3 separate regions of the Mus musculus genome follow, and all the other regions are linked to region 1. The links are chromatin loops, found by intact Hi-C in ENCODE. Cell type or tissue: heart. All regions are shown on one strand. Each heading gives the region's core, and the rest is flanking DNA. Links, peaks and the distances in the headings are about the cores only.

Evidence for each region. Peaks named below come from ENCODE experiments on the same cell type or tissue, not always from the same donor. Only the 100,000 strongest peaks of a DNase experiment are listed, where the experiment ranks them.
Region 2: it touches region 1 in a loop (7-fold over the local background); 35 of 42 quality-filtered maps call a loop at or near these places.
Region 3: it touches region 1 in a loop (3.0-fold over the local background); 6 of 42 quality-filtered maps call a loop at or near these places.

Annotation. Positions count from the first base shown.
Region 1 is chr2:129,254,389-129,261,868 of GRCm38, forward strand. No RefSeq gene overlaps it. Among named protein-coding and RNA genes, the nearest start is that of Ckap2l, 39 kb to the right of the region's middle. In heart, for the core only: a CTCF peak has its summit at 4,598 (motif pointing left); no DNase peak of the experiment used is centred there; H3K27ac peaks cover 2,165 bases.
Region 2 is chr2:129,171,516-129,178,995 of GRCm38, forward strand. It overlaps AI847159 (expressed sequence AI847159), which reads right to left. Exons shown (of 3, transcript NR_045264.1): 3 at 6,633-7,368. Among named protein-coding and RNA genes, the nearest start is that of AI847159, 5.4 kb to the right of the region's middle. In heart, for the core only: CTCF peaks have their summits at 3,091 (motif pointing right) and 4,773 (motif pointing right); DNase peaks (open chromatin) are centred at 3,086 and 4,336; H3K4me3 peaks cover 309 bases.
Region 3 is chr2:129,194,386-129,201,865 of GRCm38, forward strand. Slc20a1 (solute carrier family 20, member 1) reads left to right here and starts at 4,388. Exons shown (of 11, transcript NM_015747.2): 1 at 4,388-4,607; 2 at 5,064-5,679; 3 at 5,798-5,938; 4 at 6,115-6,200. The coding sequence starts at 5,334. In heart, for the core only: CTCF peaks have their summits at 3,590, 4,785 and 5,036; a DNase peak (open chromatin) is centred at 4,326; H3K4me3 peaks cover 2,756 bases; H3K27ac peaks cover 2,716 bases.

The DNA of each region.
Region 1 (7,480 bases), core at 1,558-6,557:
CAAAACTTCACTAATAAGTTAGCTATGATTTTTAACTCTCCATGACCCTGTGGAGCTGTGACAGGTGATGAAGGTTTAGTGGGATAATTACTCCTAATGGATCTGCGTGTAAACGTTCGCTGTTGTAAGCTCCTTATTTGACTTATGATTTGAATATGTGTGAACTTGTGATGAACTTAAGAAAGTTTTTTTTTTTTTTTTTTTTTCGAGACAGGGTTTCTCTGTGTAGCCCTGGCTGTCTTGGAACTCACTTTGTAGACCAGGCTGGCCTCGAACTCAGAAATCCGCCTGCCTCTGCCTCCCAAGTGCTGGGATTAAAGGCGTGCGCCACCACCGCCCAGCTGTGATGAACTTTTAACCATGTGATCATGTATTCTATAGGTGTTGAGGACAAGGAGCAGAGCACGGATTTCCCTTGTCCCAGGTAGGATCACTGTGATCATTCCCCTTTCCCTTTTCTTAGAGAGCGTCCCTAGGAAACTTTTTTATTTATTTATTTATTTATTTATTTATTATATGTAAGTATACTGTAGCTGTCTTCAGACACTCCAGAAGAGGGAGTCAGATCGCCTTATGGATGGTTGTGAGCCACCACGTGGTTGCTGGGACTTGAACTCAGGACCTTCAGAAGATCAGTCGGGTGCTCTTACACGCTGAGCCATCTCACCAGCCCCCTAGGAAACTTTTTACAACTTAGAAATAAATGCTACATTCACTTTTCAAAGTGTTTCTTTTTCTTCCTGCGACTTCAACTAGCAGGCTGAAAGTTAGAGCCACACAGTTCCTGCTGAGATAGAATAAAGGCCACATTACTGAACCCCCCCTGCTGTTAGGCTACAGGTGTTACTTGCTTAAGCCAGCAGCTTTTAGCACTCAGAATGAGCAAGAAAGTTTTTAGGACTTTTTAGAAATTATCCTCACATTCAGTATAATTAGAGAACTACCGCATCTGGAGACCATCAGTCTTTAAGGCCACACCAGAGTTCTACTTGTTTCAACCCACTCCAGGCCATGAGGCTCTCCTCAGGGCTGGTGGACACTTCCACCCCCCCTCAGCTGTTGACTCTGTTTTGGTGTGATACTGGCTATCATCACGGGAACCTCTTTGTGTCCTTTTGAAGCCTCTTCCAAGATGCAGCTGATGTCATGTCCATCTGTCAGCGAGGGGCTGGAATCCCAGGATCCCTGATCTGTCTGTTGGTGTTCCTGAGCAAACCACAGACCTCCAGTCACCATAGACCTTACCCCATTTTCTGCTGAGGATTTTGGTCCATGCTTTCTAGGCCAACACCCAACACCCATGCCTTGGACATAAACATGCAGGCATGTGGGTATGCATGCAGGTATATGTGTGCACGCTTACGTACATGCAGGACAATATACTGTCTTCTGCAGGGCTGTCTTAAAGAAACACTTTGAAGGACTTGGAGAAATATGTGGAGAAAGATATGAGTGGCCATAGATCACAGATTCTGATTGGCTCATCCCTGTTTCCCAGGTAGCAGGCAGCCAGGCCCCTCCCTGTTCATCTCCCTCAAGGCTTACACAGACCTCTGGCTTTCTTCTATGGAACCTAGGTTGTAGGTGACACCCAGGGCTTGAAAGCCATGAAAGACAAGTTAGCAGACCCCTGGGAGGCCCAGAGCTGGGAGGTTGGGAAATCAGTACCTTGCCTTAGGCAGGCATCCCCATCTTGCTGGGTAAGATGGATGTAGTTGGGAAAGTGCTTTGGGCCAACAAACTACAGCTGTACTGACGTTTGAGTGTGTGCACAGAAGGGAGGGGCCCTGGTTTCCTTTATGGCCCCAGGGGACCCTGAGACACTCAGAGGGGAGGAACAAAGGCCTTTTTACCCCCATCACCCTGCATCTTGGGTTCTAATTTCTTGGTCTTTCAACTCCAATTTTCCTACCATCTTGTGCCCGAGGGCCCAGAATAGGGGATGATGTAGTGAAGGCGGAGGGAGGCTGGATGCCCTCCGGCCTAGCATAGCCATGACCCTAGATCCCTGTCCCTCCCAGGCCATCACAACTTACTTGCTTGCTGTCTCGAGTTTGAGGAGCCAGGGTACAGGGGTGTGTATGTGGAAAGAGCAGGAGGGCTGGCCTCTCCTGGTCCAAGCTTTGTCTGAGGAAGAGGTCTATGAATCGTCATTTCTTGTGGGAAAGCCTCCCTGGAGTCTCTGAGTGGATGGGGCCGGACCACTTACATCCTCCTGTTAAGAGACAGTAATGTATTTGAGGGGGACTTGGGGGCATGGGGTGGGTAAGCTAAGTGACTGGCAGGTCCAGGAGATCAAAGGACAGGGTGGGTGGTGACGGTGGTCCTGTTCCATGTCCTTGGGGCTCTTCACTGTGTGTAGCTCTGGAGGCTTGCCTGAGAGTTCACATGAAGGGACCCCTCCCCCACTCCCCCAATTACCATTGGTCATTTACTGTCTGGCTTGGCTGGGGGTGCTGTGGATAGAAACATCCTGGTTCCTTGGCCCAGGGATGTCTCACTAGACTCTCACTAGGTAGGCAGGCAGCAGCCAGCTCACTTCTTGGACTGTATGCCCATGTATACTTCCACATTTCTGCACCCTGCCCCACAGGTAGAGGCCCACAATTTGGAGGTCCTACTTTGCCCTGATTGTGGTAAACACACAAAAGCCCCTCTTCCTTCCCTTCCCTGCCTGCCTGCCTTCCTTCCTTCCTTCCTTCCTTCCTTCCTTCCTTCCTTCCTTCCTTCCTTCCTCCTTCCCTTCCTCCTTTCCCTCTTTCTTTCTTTCCTCTTTCTTTCAGAAGAGACAGTCCTGAGGCAGGTGGACATAGTAAGGGCAGTTGTTGATGTCCTGTGTTTCATGGATGGGAGGCTCCCTGACCCTAGATTTTACCTTACCTATGGCTGCTGCTGGCTCTACTAGCTTGCCTGTCCCTGGAGACAGGGATCTACTTTTGGGCCTGGTGACCCTTCCTCATCACTGCCACACTAGTCTTACCACATAGACCTCCCCACCCTCCCTGACCAGGGATGGCATGGTTCTCTTGGCTCAGGGCTCTCTCAGCCCCTCCAGGACTCCAGAAAGCTCCATGTGGGTAAATACACTGGTCCCCACCATCCCTGTGCTGTCAATTCCAGAGGTGCCAGCTCCAGCTACTGCCTATGCCATCAACACCCCATGGCTTCCACCCTGGGGCAGAACGGTGAGCCAGTATTCAGTCATTCTTTGTTGAGGTAGACTCATCAGACAAGGTATGTGAGTTTCTCAGAGTTTGTCTCGTGTGTGTGTGTGTGTGTGTGTGTGTGTGTGTGTGTGTGTGTGTGTGTGTAGGCATTCTTTATACTAGAGACCTCAAATTTGGGAATATTGCCAAACTTAAGAAGTAGCAGGACTGGAGGACTTGCTTGGGAGTTCCCGAGCTGTCCCAGGAGCTGAGCATCTGGGAGAAAGAGAAGGATGAGCCAGGAGGGTTGCCATGTTTCTGTCTTCTGGAAGGGAATCTCAGCTACTATGTGACATATGGAGATCTGTTTTTTCTACACAAGGAGGCAGAGATGTAAAAAGTTAAGAAGTTTGTCCAAAATCACACAGGTGATAGGGATCAAGCTGGGACTAAGGTCCCCATTTTCTAACTTGAGGTCCTCAAGTGATTCCCATAGTGGGCTTCCTCTCCCACCCTCCCCACCTGCCCTGAGAAATTAGTGTGTGGAAGGCACACTTTCTCATCCATGAGAGAGCGGAACTTGTTTGCTTTGAGCTCAAACAACCTCAGGTGTGCTGTTAGCTCTGTTGGGTCTGAGTCATTGACTCGTGACTTATGGAAGGTTGGCCACCTGACTCTCTGGCTGCCTCTGTCACACACAGCCCATGTGTATCCTCTTTGTTCTGGGTTTAGTCTTAATCTGACCTAAGGGAGTGGCTGGGGTTCAGAGTCCTCTGGTTGGGGGCTGACAGACAAAAGTGGCCAGGGACAGTGGGGAACCCAATGTTACTCACCACTGCTGTCTCCTGACCCTGTTCTCCAGAGTAGTCTAAGCATCCGGAGAAGCTACACACACACCTGGCACATCTGTACAAGAGTGTGAACTTTCCTGGGGGGAATCAGGATGAGGAGTGAGGACTGGGGCCCTGGCACACAGAAAGCAAGAGGGTTTGATTTGGACCAGACTCCCCTAGAGACCCCACTGAAGCCTCTTGGGGGGTCACCCTCACGCTAGGCTTCCCCAAAGCCTTTCCTCCCCTCCTACTGGGCACAGACACAGGCGCACACACAGCCCATGGGTGTCCCGTCCCTCCCCTCCTCCTCTGGCTCCCACTCCCCATGTGCTGTATCCCCTAATGTTCTGTGTCGCCTTCCCATATGGGTCTGAGGAAGGTTCATGGTGCTATCTTTGGAAGAGGGACATTGGAGCTGTTATGGGCTACAAGCCATCAACTCCACTAAAAAAGAGATGTTAAGTGCTATGTGGCAGGTGAGGAGGGGTAAACCAGAGAGGAGACGAGCGAGACTTCCCTAGCCTGTCTAGATCTAATTTGTCTCCATTTGTGCCCAACCATTTGATTTTCCCCAGCTTTGTCTAAGTGCCTCCTGACCTTGTCCTACAGTGCCCTCTGCTGGCTATTCTACTAAATGACAGTAACATGCTTTAGTGGAAGGATTGCCATCAATTCTGTTTCTGGGACTTGGCCTCTCTCTGGCACCTCAGTCCTCACCATGAACACTCTCCAGACATGCCATGCCTGACTGCTGGACTGGGCCTCATGCAGCTGTCATGGATGTCTGGGGTCAACGGAGAAGAAGCCTGAGAAGATGGGATTCTGGGTCAGTGACCTGATGGGTCTTGGGGAAAAAGAAAAGAAAACATTCCCTGTGGCATACTGAACAGAAAACCTGGGAGATTCCCACAGACCATTGAGGTTGAGAGTTACAGAGAAATATGGCAATCTTAGGCTCAGCTGGATCTGGGCAGAGACTTATAAAGCTTAAGGCGACTAGCATGTAGCCATCTGAGTGGTCCTTTGGCCTGGTCATGTCGGCTGGCAGGATCTCAGATTTTTACAGGTGAGGAGGTTGAAGTCTAGAGACAGGAAAACTGTCTGGAGCCAGCTCTCCAGTTTGAAAACAGGACTGGGAGGAGTCCAGGGCAGCGACTGTAGGGCTGGGCGCATGGGCCTAGTCCTCGCCTAGTCCTCTGCTGTGTTCAGCCATGGCTGCGCTGATCACTCTTTTGAGCCAGTCAGGTCACACCGAGGGAAGGCAGGAGCAGAGCCTGGGCAAAGTGGAGAGGTATACTATCTCTAAAGTTCCATACACGAGCTTGTCTAGCATGCATGAGGTCCTGGGTACTAGCCCAGCACTGAAAATAAAAACTATAGGATGTGCCCTGGTTATGAGGGACATCCTAGGATCCTATCACAGAGTGCTGAGGCAGGAGAATGGCAAGTTCTAAGCTAGCCTGGGCTACATAATGAAGATCCTGTTTCAAAGAAAATACCCCAAAGAAACAAAACAACCCATCAACCAGTCAACCAACCCCAAATACCCAAACTACTCGTATGCATCCTGTGGTTTTAAAAGAGGCAGCTTCTTTCCCGCAGGTGGATATGAGCCTCAGTCCCCAGAGGGTTTGGACACTGGCAGGACTGCCTGGCTTTTCCCCATCAAGGGGTCACCCTCAGGGAGCATGCTCAGGGGCACAGGAGGACCTGTTTTTGGATCAGACTTCTCTAGTGACCCCCATTGAAGCCTCTTGGGGGGGTCACACTCACCCTGCACCTCCCTTAGGCCTTCCCTCCTAACCCACAGACTCAGAAGCCTGTCCTCCCATGCAGGTGCACACACAGCCCATGGGTGTGCCCTCTCCATCCTTCCCCCTCTGGCTTCCAACTCCTCCTGCGCTGGGCAGGAATCTGTATTCATCATGTTTCACTCTGGCCAGAGGGTAGTCCAGGAGCTGGACCTGTGCTACATCATCAGGGGCAGCCTTCCACTGTGGCTTCCTCCAGACCCTCTTCTCCAGCCAGCTGGTGCACTCTGCAGACCTCCAAACCACCACCTACCTCACCTTCCTCACTTCGCACTCAGCTCGCTATTTCGAGCAGTCCCTGAGCTGGTAGCGAGTCTCTGCCTCGTCTCTCTAAGCAGCTCTGACTCTCTACCCAAGCGGGACTCACTGGTACTCTACCCGCTCAGGACTTTGCAAGGTCCTCAGGCCCATTAACCGACTTCTGGACACCGTGGGGTCGAAATCTTCCAGATGCTTGCTCCCGACTCTTAAAAGCAAACACAAGAACAAAAAGCAGGAGTTAGGACTGTGTAGAAAAGGTGCTACCATGGATGACACTCCTCCTCATGTCCTACCTTACCCTCTGCTTTAGAGTGCGATCCTGCTGTCTGGAAGCAATGCCTATAGTAAGGGAGGGAGCACAGCCCTCGCTTATCAAGCATCCAGTGGCTTCTGGGGACCGGGCAGGAGATGATTTGTAAGAGGCTGTGGCTGGTTTTCCTCTGGGAGACCCTAGGATACTTCTGGGTTAAGCCCAGGGAGGCAGGATGGTTGTGACCACACAGGGAAGGGTCCATGGGGACAATCCATGGGTGGCTTCCTGGAGTTTGTTGGTCCATCCCTGATTTTATCCTAAGATAGAAACCTAGGTTAAGGGTCTGGACTGCAAAGTAGATTTGGGGGTTTTCCCAGATGCCTGCTTCTCCCCACCATTCTCCCATACCCCAGATGTTCAGGAGGGGACTGATTATTGAGTATTCCCAGGGCTGCAAGGACATGCTGTGTCGCTTACACTGTCTTTGATGGGCAGTGGTAGAGAGCTCTTGGCAAGGCTGAGTTGCCCAGGACATTTGTTAGGCGTCATTACATACGGCAAGGGAAGGAAAGACAGGTCTCAGTGACAAGGGGAACAATGAAAGAAAGAAATTTGACCTCTTGACCTGGGGATTTTGAGGAAATGAAGCTGCCAGAGGCTTCCTTGCTCTGTGCACTCTGTGGGCTCCTTCTACAGCATATGTGGCCAAGCACTGTGGGGGGGGAGACTGCATATCTCAGAAGCCACGGGGGTTCATCTACATCCGTGTTCATCCCAACAGAAGCCTCATGACTTGCTTGTGGAGTAAGAATGGGCTAGCCTGGACCCTGCCTCCTGATTCCTCCCCTACAGTCAGAACGTGAGTGACTGGGATGAAGCAGTCTCTGCTTTTTGTAGCAGAGCTGGGAGGAGCCATGTCATTGTGGCTGAGAAGCTCTGTGGCTTGTGGCTACTATGGGGGAGAGCAGTAGTGACCCACACAGAGGCACTGGGAAATTCACAGAGACTCTTTGTTTCCAAGTACAGAAATACATAGTTATGTAGAAATACATACACCTATAAATTGCTTGTATCTTTATTTAATTCCCCTGTTTGATTTTGATTAGGGAATTATATTGATTGTTAAAATTATGGAGATAATGACATTGTTTATGAATTCCAATTCAGGTTAGTCTT
Region 2 (7,480 bases), core at 1,013-6,012, 83 kb before region 1:
ACTATGTCCTCTATGTCTATTATTTCAGGGTGGCTTTTCCTCAGTGTTTCCATCTCTTTGTTGAATTTCTCTCCTGTCTTGCAGCACTTTTCTTACTTCATTTGTCTGTTTGTGTTCTCAGCCAGGAGCTTACGCTCTTTGATTTCCTTGAACACACTTAGAATCTTGAGTCCACAATCTGGGATTTCATCTAACTCACCCTTATTATACACCGGTACTATAGGAGCAGTGGGCTTTTTGGGAAGAGTTTTGTTGTTTTGTGTGTGTGTGTATGTGTGTGTGTGTGTGTGTGTGTGTGTGTGTGTGTGTGTGTATTTCTTATGTTACTGGGTTGGGATTTGTGCATGTGGTGTTATTTCTTTGCTTGGTTTAATTTTTGTTTGTTTGTTTGTTTGTTTGAGACAGGGTTTCCCTGTATAGTCCTGGCTGTCTTGGAACTCACTCCGTAGACCAGGCTGGCCTCGAACTCAGAAATCCACCTGCCTCTGCCTCCCGAGTGCTGGGATTAAAGGCGTGAGCCACCACGCCAGGTTGGTTTAATTTTTAAAATAAATTATTATTATTATACATAAGTACACTGTAGCTGACTTCAGATGCACCAGAAGGGAGTGTCAGATCTCATTATGGGTGGTTGTGAGCCACCATGTGGTTGCTGGGATTTGAACTCAGGACCTTCAGAAGAGCAGTCAGTGCTCTTACCCACTGAGCCATCTCGCCAGCCCCCTTGGTTTAATTTTTAATCAGTTTTATTTTCTCAGTTGAAGTATTTGCAATGTTCCTGTGTGGTCTGGATGTGGTAGAGCTGAGTATACAGTTCAGAAAACAGTTTCTCAGTGCTGGAACTCAGAGGTCCTGGTGGAAGCTCTGGATTCTTCCTTCAGTGTGACATTACAGGGAGAGCCACTACCGTGCAAGTGTCATGCCAGCCAACTAACAACAGTGGTCCTATAACTTTAATAACTGCTGGAGGGTAACCTACAAAGGATAGTGTGGTACCTACTTTGACTTTACCTAATAAGATTAGGATGGGGAAAGAAATGGAGTGGGTGAGGAGAGATATAAGTAAATATATCGAGGTTGGGAAAGCAGCTAGGGAGGGAAAGTTGCCTGGGACTCTGTTAGGGTCCACAGATTTTAGTAACTTTTAAAGCGATGGAAGGTTATAATTCAGATCTAAAACAAGGGGAACCAGAGAGATGGCTCAGAGGTTAAGAGCACTGGCTGCTGCTCTTCCAGTTCCACGGGATCTGACACCCTCATACAGAAATACAAACAGGCAGAATACTAATGCATAGGAAATAAAAATAAATAAATCATTAAAACAAATTAAAAGTAAAAAGAAGCTTTAATATCTTGAATCCCAGCATTAAGGAGGCAGAGGCAGATGGATCTCTGTGAGTTCCAGGCCAGCCTAACCTACATATAGAGTTCCAGGTCATCCAGGGCTACAAAGTGAGACCCTGTCTAGGAAAAAAAACAAACAAAACAAAAAGAGGAACAGAAAGAGTAAGAGCAAGAAGACAAGACATAGGCATAAGGTGGGACGTGTCTGAGATGTGGTTGAAGAGTATACTAAAGAATGCCTTAAAATAGCCGGGCGTGCTGGGCGTGGTGGAGCACACCTTTAATCCCAGCACTTGGGAGGCAGAGGCAGGCAGATTTCTGAGTTCGAGGCCAGCCTGGTCTACAGAGTGAGTTCCAGGACAGCCAGGGCTACACAGAGAAACCCTGTCTCAAAAAAACCAAAAAAAAAAACCAAAAAACAAAAAAAACCCTGTCTCGAACCGCCCCCTTGACCCCCAAAAAAGAATGCCTTAAAATAAGCTGGGTGGGGAAATAAAAACCAGTTCTGCTTTGGAGTCCTCTTTTCTAGCACACCATGGTGGATGACAAGTGATGCTGGAAGCCGGAAGTGACCAGAAAGTGCCAGTTCCCACTGAGCATCTCCACAATGCCTGGGGGGCGGGGGGCGGGGAGGAATGCCTTTCAGCTCCAGGCTCTTCCCGAATTATAGTCCTAACCAAGCAGGCGCAAATCTATGTATCTTAAACTGAGCATGCGCTGGAATGGACCCTTCTGAAAGTGCCGTTCCCCCATATGAATATGTATAAGCCTGCTTGCCAATTCCTGACCCTTTCTCTGTGCTCTCCTGCCTGCAGGTGATGAGAATCCTGCCCGGTTTTGTGTCCTGGCTGGGATTTTCAGCCTTGAACTTGAAGTTACCTACACAGCCACGGCTGGAATGCTGGCGCCAACTTTGCTGTCTTCATTTTCTCCGTTATATTCAGTGTAGGACCCCACTCCACAGGATGGTGCCTCTCACTTTCAGTGTGAGTCTATCGCGCTCTGTTAAACTTCCCTAGAAACACCCTCACAAACACACCCAGAGGTGTGATTCCATGCTGAGTTTAAATCTTATTTGCCAGTGAAGATGAACTGTCACACTTACTACTGAATAGGAAAGCACATGTATTAGAATTTCTATGCTGCAGTGAACTCCATGACCAAAATTTACTTAGGGGAGAAAGAGTTAATCTTATCTTACAACTGTCAGGTCACACTGCATCAGTAAGAGACCTCAGGGCAGGAGTCTGGAGACAGGAATGGAAGCAGAAGCCATGGAGGAATCCTGCCTCCTGCCTTGCTTCTCAGGCCTTCTTCCGCCTACTTTCTGATACACCTTAAGACCATCTGCCCAAGGGAGCACTCGCTCACGTCAACCTAGATGGAGGAATTTTTCTTAACTGGATTTCCCTTTTGCCAAATGACTACAGTTTGCCAAAACCAACCAGCACAAGTGAAAGAAGCAGGCCTAATAAAAATATAAACCCCTCTCCACCAAAAAAAAAAAAAAAAAAAAAAAAAAAAGATTCCGCAGTTGTATGATTCTGTGTGACACCTGAGCCAGACTTCGTGAAGGTTCCCCATCGACTAAGCATCTTGTCACGTGGCCTGCAGGCCTGGATCTGAAGCCTCACCCTAAAGCAGATACTAACAGCATAAGGAGAGGAGGTCCAGGTACTCCTTGGGAGATGACCGGATGCAGTCAGTGCTCCATCGGGTGCCTTGACTTAGAACATCCCAGCAGAGGGCAGTCTGAACTCAGGCACCACTTTCCCCAGTCACTGGTTAGCCAACAAGGCAGATGGGTACCTTGCCCCCTCACTGCCCATGGGAGCTTGAACGTGGTGCCCACTGCTGGCAGCAGCGTCACTAGAGAAACAGGACGCACAAGGACACTGTGTAAAAAGGTTGTTTTGAGTTCTCCCCAAGCCTGGCATCCCGCCACACTCCCCATCTAGGATCCTGGGTTAAAGGCTCCTCCCTGTGCCGGCTGCTCTCTATTCCCACTCACTTTCAGATTCTGTTTCTCTGAGGCATAGATTCTTAGAGTCTTGGAGGTGGAAGGTTGGTTGCAGTAAGTCTAGAAGTTGGCATGTCAAATAGCTTCAAGGGCAGGTGGGGAGCCTAACTGGTGAAGCTGTTTTAGGAAGATGATGGCAGCTATGTTGAAGGAGGGAGGTGAGCCTTGTGAAAAAACAGCTCAATTCTATTGTTTTTCTAACAAGAAATTTGGCTGGGGTGGAGGAGGGGGAAGAGGAGGAGGAGGAGGAGGAGGAGGAGGTAGCTTGAGGGATGGATCAATGGTTAAGAGTATTGGCTGCTTTCCCAGAGGACCCTGGTTTGGTTACCCAGAATCCACATGGTGGCTTACAACCATCTGTAACACCAGTCTCTGGGCATCTGATACCTTCTTCTGGCCCTCTGGAACACTAGGCACACACCAGGTACATAGACATACCTATAGGCAAAACACCTACAAAATTATTTTTTAAAATTGGGGAGGATTTTGGAGGAGTTGGGATGGGAAAGAATACGATCAAAATATATTGTATCAACAATTTTTATTTAAGAAAGAGAGAGGGGGGAGGAAGGAAGGAAGGAAGGGAGGGAGGGAGGGAGGGAGGGAGGAAGGAAGGAAAGAAAGAAAGAAAGAAAGAAAGAAAGAAAGAAAGAAAGAAAGAGAGAGAGAGAGAGAGAGAAAGATGACCATGGGTTGAGTTGCATCATTGGTGATCAATTACTTCCTGATTTAATAGAAGAGAAAGTTAAAGGTCCAGAGAGGAAGAGCTGCTGCCTACCCAAGGAGGGGTTCTATGCCCTCTCTTACTAGAACCTGGCATGTTAATGTCGTGGTACCCTGGAGGAAAAAGGTGAATATAAGCAGAAGTAGCTGGACATGGTTGAACTTTCAGATCTGTCAGGCTGGTGGCTGCTGATTAATCCGAGATTACCTCATTTCCTTCCTTAGCCAAAGACAGCTTGTTTGGAGAAAGCAGCCTCCCCTAGGGCCCAGGGCACTCCTTTTCCTCAGTGAGTCACAGCCTCTGAACCCACTGTGGACAGCCTGACTCCAAGGCAAGAGTCCTCCCACTCCCACTTTTTCCAATGGACACTCCTGTCAGAGGCACTCCACTCCTTCAGCCATCTCTCTATAACTTAAACTAACTTACTCAGACATATTATATTCGCCTTGAAATGGGATCTTATGGGTCCAGAGGATTGCCAGTCTTCAATTTTTTTTTCTTCAAAGATTTATTTATTGTATGTATATGAGTACACTGTAGCTGTACAGATGGTTGTGAGCTATCATGTGGTTGCTGGGAATTGAACTTCAGGACCTCCGCTCACTCTAGCCCTGCTTGCTCTGGCCCAAAGATTAATTTATTATTATATGTAAGTACACTGTAGCTGTCTTCAGACACACCAGCAGAGGGCGTCAGATCTCAATTATGAATGGTTGTGAGCCACCATGTGGTTGCTGGGATTTGAACTCAGGACCTTCGGAAGAGCAGTCAGTGCTCTTAACTGCTGAGCCATCTCTCCAGCCCCAGTCTTCAATTCTTAAAGTTCATGTTTTTAAAAAGGTATAGGCATTGCTTTAGCTGGGGTTCCTATAACTGTGAAGAAACACCGTGAACAAAAGCAACTTGGGAAGAAAGGGTTTGTTTCATTCTTAGTTCTCTAGAACAGCTCACATCAAAAGTGGGAAAGGGAGGCACGCATGCAGGGCAGGAACTTGGAGGCAGGGGCTGATGCATAAAGGGGTGCTGCTTGCAGGCTTGCTCATCATGGCTTGCTCAGCCAGCTTTCTTATGTAACACAGGACCCCCCCCCCACACACACACACACAATGGGCTGGGACCTCCCACATCAATCACTAGTTAAGAAAATTCCCCACGGGTATGCCTACAGCCCAATCTGGGATTAAAGGCGTGTGGGTATTTTCTTTATTGAGGTTCCTCCCTTTCGGTTGACTTTAGCTTGTGTCAAGTTGACGTGAAACTAGCCAGCACAGATGCAGAGCGTGGTTTTCCTGCAACGTGTGCAGGACTCCTGGACGCTGCATGAGCCTGAAAAGGTCTTACAAGTGGTTTTTAGGACGCCAGTGTACACTAGCATTGTGTCCTCCTCTAGGAGGATGAGCAAGGCAGAAGCTTGGTTGTGGATACTTCTTTGCCTCCTCAGTTGCAGGGACTAGGCTGTGGCTACGTAACCCCTCACAAGGCTACGTAGGTCTCTTTAGGTCTCTGGCCAGGATTTGAAATGAAGCTAGCCCTGGGAAGAATGTTATTTCCTTGTCACTATGACTAACTCCAGTGAGGATTAACACAAAACAAATCCCTTTGTCATGGGCTGTCGCTGGTCCTGATCCTCCCAGCCAGCAGACACCAGAGGAGGGGGGTGGCAGAGTGGGAGGACAAGGACTAGAAGGAGGAGGTGGTAGTTGTGGTGGTGAGGCAGTCGTGAAAGAAATTACCTCAAGAATACCCTCTAGGGGAAGAAGTAAGAACAGGTACCTATTTGTTCAAGAAAAAAGGAACAAAAATAGAAATTAAAAAAAAAAAAAAAAGCAGAGACTAATGAGCTTAGCTACCTGCTGTAGGGCATGGCAGAGACAGGACAGGAGGGATAAAGCAGATGGAGTGGGAACAGGACTTCTAGACAGAGCCTTTTGTTCTGACATGACATTTAGGAGCCACTGCAAAATTAAAACTGAGAGTAAAATTTGGAAGAATATGGAGAACCCTAAAATCAAATGAAAAACAGAAATAAACAAATTAAAAGATAATGCCCTTTGACCTCCATCTTGCCTCTTTATAGTTAAAGCAATCAAACTTTTATGACGCATGAAGCAATTAATTAAACAATTCATTTAATCTCTGTGATTTCCTTTAGTCATGGCTACTTTGACAAGGCCTGGGATGGGTGATTTAAAAGTGCTCTAGGCCTCTGTGGGAGATGCTCCTAATCTGGCAGAGACTTGATGCCTCAGGGTTGGGGAAATACCCTGGCGGGGTTGGGGCGGGGCAGGGGGGCCCTCTCAGAAGAGAAGGGTATGGGGGAGGGTCTCTGGGGGGGCACCAGGAAAGGGGCAGCATTTGGCATGTAAATAAATAAATAACAAAAACCAAAAACCATTGAAGCCAGGTTTTTCAATCAGGTTGATGTTAGAACTCAGCTCTGAGAGCCTATTGTATATTCAGCTCTGGGACAGGCACAGAGAGAGTTAAGTGTCCCCGGGTTCCAGGAGTCTATAAACTCAGAGACAAACATCACAAGGTCACACATAAGGAGAGGAGTGATTCCTTTTATTACCCATAAACATTTAAGTGCCATAAGGAGATTTTAGGCATTTTGAGTGTTCTTTGTGGATTGGCTTCCTAGAAGATAAGAAAACTGAGCTAATCCCTGTGGGTTGGATTCAGACAGGGAAAAAGATGAGGGGAAACAAAGAGCAGAACTCACTGAGAGCAGAGGGCGCTCGGGCAGGGATGAGGAGGGGTAGACAGTCCATGCAATGGAGGAGCTCATATATAACTTTCTGGTGACCTCTTAGAGTCCTCAGTCCCACAGGAGGAAGTTGTCCACAAGGGCTGGGGTAAAGGTATTGAATTTCTGATCCCAAATCTCAGTCCTTTGGTAGCTACATCTTGGTAATGGGTGTTTTGCCTTGCCGCTTTCCAATGACTGGCTCAGCAATTGCTGAGGAAAAGGCAGACAGACAGGGGACATTTTGTACGTAGAGTGGTCAACAGTCTTTTTGCATAAGGGAAAAGGAATACGCTCGCTCTTAAGGTCCTTTACACCCTCCCCCACCCCCGAGTCTGGGCGGAGATGCAGAAGTAGGTGTTGGGCCACTCCCTGTTTGCAAAGTAGGAAATGGAATGCTCCAACCTGCTGTGATTTTCTATAGTCAACCTGTCTGCAACCGCAGGAGTGTCAGGGGAAGGGCCAGGAGACAACACTTCTCCTTCGAATTCCTTCCAGCTGTGCTGAGGCTTGGTAGTGAGAATGTTGGTTTCTCTGAAAAACACAGACATATTATAAGACTTTTAATCCCAGGTGTGGGATATGCGGCTGACGATGACTTGCCTCCTGCTCTAAGAAGGGGCGTGGTTTTGCCAGCCGCAGATAC
Region 3 (7,480 bases), core at 1,013-6,012, 61 kb before region 1:
CCCTTCATGTCCTCTGGGTAGCCTTGGCAACTGCCCTTGCCTCTGGCTGCACAGTGAGTGTTCCCATGTCCCCTTGGGTTTCCTCTCTTCCCAACAGTCTTTTTCCAGGATGTACATTCATGTGTACTGAATGGTAGCTGCAGATGCATTTCCTTGACTATTAAGTCTCCCTGAGCTCAGAATAACCACGTGTGGTATTGTTTCCTTTTTGTTTGCAATTCTGTAGCCTTGGAAGGTCTTGGTGCACACAGCCTAGCTTTGTGTACTGCTGTGCCAGACAGGCTGTTTTGCTCTGCCCTCTGGAGGTCAAAGTAGGTGGGGTGGGGGTGGGGGTCCCAGACTCATGGCTTTGTGACAGTGACTAACTTATAAAGATACTGTGGGCAGGGTGTTGAAGTTTGGCTTAGCAATAGAGTGCTTGCCTAGCTATGGAAGTCCTGGGTTCTATCCCAGGTACTGCAAATAAGTAAATGTGGTTAAGAGCTCATACTGTTCTTAGAGGACCTGAGTTTGATTCCTAGCACCTATATTGGGCAGCTCACAACTGCCTGTGACTTCAGTTCTAAGAGTATTCGGTGCCTCTAGACACCACAGGCATTCAAGAGCACATATCCACCCACATATACATATTTAAAGATAAAAAGAAATATTAAAAAAAAAAAAACGGACACTCACACTCCATGTATCTCATTGTTGCCACTACCCCTCTGGCAGCAGCCGATTTGCTTGGTCACTCTTCTGCAGCAAGAAGTTTAAAACAACTTGGTCTTGGTGGCTGGAGAAAGGAAGGCGGTGTGGGGGCTCTGCTCTCAGCTAGTTGTTGAATAAAGAAAACCAGTGTTTGGATATGCTAGTACCCTTAGGGGAGCCTTACACGGCCTGATCATTTACTCCTTCCAACAGCCCTGTGAAACGGGGACTCTCCATCTTTTCTCTTTAGAGCTGAGGTAACCAGGTGGAGGATGGTATTTGTACTGTGTCAAGAGACTAGAGAACTACAGAGCAAGCAGTCTGGCTTCAAATTATTTCTAACTACTTATTAATAGGCTCCCTAAGACCCGAGAGCACATTTGTACCACAGCCTCCGTTTTAACGTGGATTAGTCTTCTCAGGCTCTCTGACTCCTTTCCCTAGCTTTAAGAGTACTGGAACCAGTGCCGTTTTGTGTAGTAGTTAGGGTTCCTCACAGTTCCATTCTTCTGCTGTAATAAAATCCTCTGTCAGGAAGCAACTTGGGGAAGCAAGGCTTTGTCTTAGCTTACAATTAATTCCAGGTTCCAACCATTACTGTTGGAAAGGCCAAGTTGACAGATGCTTAGAACTAGTCACACTGGATTCACGCAAATGCATGCATGCTTAGTGCTAGGTTAGCTTTCTCCAGTTCCTAACATTTACTTTTATTTGATGTGTATGCCTGTTATATCTGTGCGCCATGTGCATACCTAGTACATGCAGAGGTCAAAAGAGGGTGTTAGATCCCCTGGAACTGGAGTTATAGACAACTGCGAGCCATCATGTGGGTGCTGGGAATCAACCCGGGGCCTCTGTAAGAACAAGTACACCTGAGCCATCTCTTCAGCCCCTTACTCTTGTATAGTCCAGGGACCCAAAACCAGGCATGCTGGCTAATTTTATGTCAATTTGACACAGTGCAGAATCATCTGAGAGGAGGGAACCCCAACTGAGAAAATAAATTTTTTAAAGATTTATTTATTTATTTTATGTACAGGAGTACACTTCGCTGTCTTCAGACACACCAGAAGAGGGCATCGGGTCCCATTACAGATGGTTGTGAGCCACTATGTGTTTGCTGGGAATTGAACTCAGCACCTCTGGAAGAGCAGTCAGTGCTCTTAACCGCTGAGCCATCTCTGTAGGCCAAAAAGAATTTTCTTAATTAGGGATTGATGGGGGAGGGCCCAGCCCATTGTGTGTGGAGACATCACTGGGCTGGTGGTCTGGGTTCTATAAGACAACTGGCTGAGTAAGCCAGTAAACAGCAGACCTCCATGACCTCTGCATCAGCTCCTGCTTCCAGGTTCCTGTCCTTGTTTGAGTTCCTCTCCTGACTTCCTTAAATGATGAAAAACAACATGGAAGTATAAGCCAAATAAGGCCTTTCCTCCCCAGCTTCCTTTTTGGTCATGGTGTTTCACCATAGCAAAGAAACCCTAACTATGATACCAGGAAAAGGTGCCACATACTTTCAGACTTCAGCGTTCCACACTGAGACAGTCCACTACAGACCTGCTCACAGGCCGACCTATCTAGACAAGCCTTCACCAAGACTCTCTTCCTAGGTGATTCTAGAGTGGGTCAAGTTGAATATTAAAACTGGTAACCAAGTATAGAAGTGCATGAATTTAATCCCAGCACTTGGGAGGCAGAGGCAGGGGGATCTCTGTGATTTCGAGGCTAGCCTGATTTACACAGTAAGTTCCCGGACAACCAGACAGCTACACAGTGACACCCTATCTCAAAAAACAAAAACAAAAACAAAAGACAAACAAAAAACAAGACAATCTAAAACCATCTGACCAACCATCACATCCCCCCTCCTTGATTTCAAGACAGTAAGGACTCTCTAGAGACAGAGAAATCTGTCTCTGCCTGAAAATACATGGATACTAAAGTAGCATAAAGCCAAGTCTCAAAATACTATACTCTCCCTGAACCACAGTGATGCCTTCACATCTGGCAAACCTGGCTCTGGATTCTGCTCTTGTACCTGGATGGGCCTTATTCACCATGGCTGCTCACCTTGGTTGTCTCAATTTCAAGAGGCAAAAGCATGGTCATCAACAGACTGAAGCAAAGCACATCCAAACAGTGGGCAAAGTCATGAGCAATTTCCTCACAAATAATTACTTCAAAAATTGTTTTAATTGGCAGGACACTAACAACCTTTTAACAAACCAGTCCTTTTATTCAATGTTTTATGACCTTGGAAAGAAGTAAGGGCAAAGAGTGTTGCATTTGAAGATGCCAGAATTACACACTGGGGTCAGTGTCCTGGAACATGAAGGTTGTTTTCCAGCCATGACCTTGAGGTCAATAGACCTGTATAACCTATACGAGATTCTGAGTCTACCAAATTATAGGTCACAGGACACTCCTGTGAAGTTATAATTTACAACATGTTTGTTTCTGCTATTCGTTGCCCTACCTTTGGAGAGCAGAGAGCGTTTTAGAGCGTTCTAAACCGGGTATTTCTGGCTGGAATTCTTAAGTTTCTTTATAACCCACATAACTTAAATCTCCCAAGGAGTGGTGACTAGTTAGTTCTGAGCTTAGGCAATAAAACGAACTAATCCATTGTCAGAACTACAACCTTATACCATGTAGGGGACCAGGAAGCAATCTTTATTTCAAAAGGGGATGGGAAAACTTTCAGGATGAGGACATCCTCTGTAACCTTTTCCTATATTCTAAAACAGGCACATTCAAAAAAAAAAGTAACGAGGAAATGAAGGTTCATTTCCTGAACATCTATTGAGTTCCAGTCACATGCTTATATCTTAGCTAATATGATTCTCCTTACTGGGTAAGAACTTGTAACCAGAATACCTGAATTAGTACTGCCTGTCGCCACTAGCCCCGATGAGCTGACAGGAAATGCATCTTTGTTGTGCTTTACACACAATTCCAACCCGTCCTCCAGTCTCTCTCACTCTGCTATTATTTCTCGTTCCAGAGCACTCGGCTTGAGGAGACCTAGGGTTTGTTCAAGGTGACACACTGCAGCAAATATGAGTTAAGAATTCGAATCCAAAGTAACATCCTCCCCGCTGCGCCATAGCCGGGGCTCCTAAAACGGAGGTCCGGCGCCGGGAAACTAATGACCCATGGCTCTCCCTCAGCGCAGTGCCACAGCTGGGAACGCAAGCCTATCCTCGTGACTCCCGAATCTTTCCGTTTTCACACAAGTGCGTGACTGCGGGAGCGAGGTGGCCACGTGAGATCCCTCCACCCTCTCCGGGCGAGGTACAGATCGGGTCCGGCCAAGGGCAAGTCTCAGCACACCCGCTCTTCCGCGTCGCCACCGAGCTGACCCGGGCCCGCGTGGGAGAAACTCGGAACGACCTTGGTGGCGGCCTCAGTCCCCGCGTGTCTGGGCGAGACTCCCCCACAGTCCCCGCCCGCAGCCACCCGGCGTGGCCAGCGCAGACAGGATAACCCGGGCGAGGCTGCAGGGAGGCGGCCAGCCAGTCCCACGTGGACCAGCTCCTCGTTGGGGGCGGGGCCCCGGGGACGTCCAGGCCAATCAGCGCCGCTGCCCAGCTCACCCGGCTAGGCGCGCCCGACCAGCCTGTGGTTGCGTCACATCGGAGGCGGGACCTCGGGCGGGCGCGAGGCTCGGCAGGTCACGTGGGGCGCAGAACCGGCTATAAATAGGAGCCGGCGGCATGCTCTCTATATGATGGCCGCCGGCGCGCGTTGCGTGTTTTCACCTCTCGCCTGCTGAGGCGCCCGCGGCTGCTTCACGAGTGGGTAGAGAGTCCCTCCGTGCTGTGCCCGGTGTTGCCGTCCTGGGTTGTGCGACCGTGGCTCGAGCCTGCCTCAGTCTCGTTCTTCTGGTCTCTCTGTTCGGCCCTCAGTTTCCTTTGGTGAGTGGCGGCGCGGCACCGGTGGTGCAAAGGTCCTTTCTTCTCTGGAGTGGGCTCGGGTGTGGGGAGCTGGCTGGCGGGGGTGGGATGCAGGCTGCAGGACCCCGCTACGCTGCTGTCCTCCTCCCGCCTCCCCACGCACGCCGCGCCCTTCCGCGGGCCTTTTCGGCGGTCCTCGGCAGGCGCGCGCGGGAATGGTCTTTTTTCCGATCATCCACGGAGGGCGCGCGCGGGCAAGCGGCCGGAGACTGAACAGAACTCGTGGGGCGGGGCGGGGCGGGACGGGGTGGGGGGTGGGGGAGCACAGAGATCGCCCTGTGCCCCACCTTGCACAGCGTTTGGGGGACTGAAGACATAAGTGACGGGCGGGGGGGGGGGGGACTATGCGGAGTCCCAGGCTGCCCTCTTCCCAGAGATGCGCCGCTATTGTTATTTTCTTCCACTTCGTCCCCCCAGGATGAACTTGCGTCCTTTCTCTAATCCGCCATGGAATTCTGCTCCGTGCTTTTAGCCCTCCAGAGCCAAAGAAACCCCAGACAACAGACGCCCAGACGCAGCAGCGTATAGCAGTAACTCCCCAGCTCGGTTTCCGTGCCGTAGTTTACAGTATTTAATTTTATATAATATATACTATTTATTATAGCATTTTGATACCTCATTCCGTTTACACATCTCAAAAGCCGCTTAGTAATTCTCTTATTATTTAAAGAACCACTACACTAGAGAATGGAATCTACTGTGGCAACGATTACTAGTACCCTAGCTGCTGTTACTGCTTCCGCTCCACCGAAGTATGACAATCTATGGATGCTCATCCTGGGCTTCATCATTGCATTTGTCTTGGCATTCTCCGTGGGAGCCAATGATGTAGCAAATTCGTTCGGTACAGCTGTAGGCTCAGGTGTAGTGACCCTGAAGCAAGCCTGCATCTTAGCTAGCATCTTCGAAACTGTGGGCTCCGCCTTGCTGGGGGCCAAAGTGAGCGAAACCATCCGGAACGGCTTGATAGATGTGGAGCTGTACAACGAAACTCAAGATCTGCTCATGGCTGGCTCCGTCAGTGCTATGTTTGGTAAGTTGTAGTTATACCTTATGTTCGCTCCAGTCTTGAACCTTCTCTCCGCAAGGACGCACTGCTTATGTAACAGTTTTGCCATCTACCTGACAAAATCTGATTAATTCTGTTTCAGGTTCTGCTGTGTGGCAGCTCGTGGCTTCGTTTTTGAAGCTTCCGATTTCTGGGACCCATTGTATTGTCGGTGCAACCATTGGTTTCTCCCTTGTGGCAAATGGGCAGAAGGGTGTCAAGTGGTCTGAACTGATAAAAATTGGTATGTTGAATTTTAAATGGTTTTATTTTCGTTGTGTGCTGCTGTGTGTCGTGGAGTGGGAGTGAAGTGGAGGGGCAAGTTGAAGAGTATCAGAAATGGAGCACCTACCATTTCGGGGTCTTGTTAACAAAAACGTACTTTCCAGACCTGACACTTCATTTTGTATTCTATTCCAGTGATGTCGTGGTTCGTCTCTCCGCTGCTTTCTGGTATTATGTCTGGAATTTTATTCTTCCTTGTTCGTGCGTTCATCCTCCGTAAGGTAACCTTTCTACTTGCGACCTTTCATGAGTCACATTCAGTCTTGTTCAAACTCACTGGTATTCTTCTCAGATGTGACTGGTATGTAAGTATGTGGCTTTGAAAAGCTAAAAAGTTCTTTGTTCTGTATACCTCCTGTATGTTGTGGAGTTCTGTGAAAGAAGCAAGTTTTTAATGCCCCAGAGGGCATTCAGGAAGGAAAAACTTGAGTAGTTCTATGGTCTGCCAAGAAATAAAGAGACTGGGAGTGAAAACTAAGAACATTGTTTAAGGTGGCTCTGTCTGTCTAGGTCACTACATTCAGGACAAGTGGAATTGTAACCTTTTAGTTCAACAGGTCACAGAATCCTTTTTAAATTCCTCTCCCATGTTGATTGTCAAGTACATAGAAGTTTCTAGAGGAGGCTTTCTACTTGTAGGGACTCCACTTTCTCAGTAAGAAGAGTAGGGATGAGTTGTTGGGGGGGGGGTTGTTTTGTTTTCTTTTTGCTTTAAAAAAACAGGAAGCCATTGAGTTTCCTGACTACTTGAAAACCCCTTTTGAGAGACTTAGTGCAATTTCTTTTATCATGGAGACTGAGCCTGGCTCCACACAAAAAAAAAAAAAGTCGACAACAAGGGATTTTGTTGACTCTGGGCTGAATTACAGTAAGAATAAATGAATTTTTCTCAGGAGACAGAGTTGTCCTATTTTCTAGGGTGAGTGGCTCTTAACAGTCCTTTGTTAAGCTCTTTTAAAATTCCCCTAAACAGCAGAAATCTGAGTGAGGGGAGATAGGTACCTTATCTTAATGGAAGGTGTGTGTTTAGACTCCCTGCTTCTTGATCTAGTTCTCGGAGTCTCTGGGGAATGACTTCTCTCAATAGAAGTCCTTCCCTGACTCCTTCCTGATCCTATACTTACCATTAGGTGTCTGGCAGAATGTGTTTCACGTGTGGAGCATTATAAATATCTCTAGCTTGGCACAGTGTGACTGAGTAAATAGTTCATTGATGTGCAACCTCTAGATATGGTATTCTTTCATCTAGCAAGCAGGTATGCTATGAGTTCCCCTGACCCTCCCCCCCCCCTTATCTGTAGCATAGGGTAATCTGATTCTCCAGGATTCAGGAATCATAGTTTTTAGTGTTGCTGTTAGAGCTGTGCATCTCTTGACATACCAGAAAACCAGAATAACTAATAGGATGCTATTTGGTTTCATGGTTTTTAAAGGTTTATTCTGACCCCTTTGATTATTGGGAAATCGATCATTCTGATTCTGGAGAGCCTCTGCAAACTGT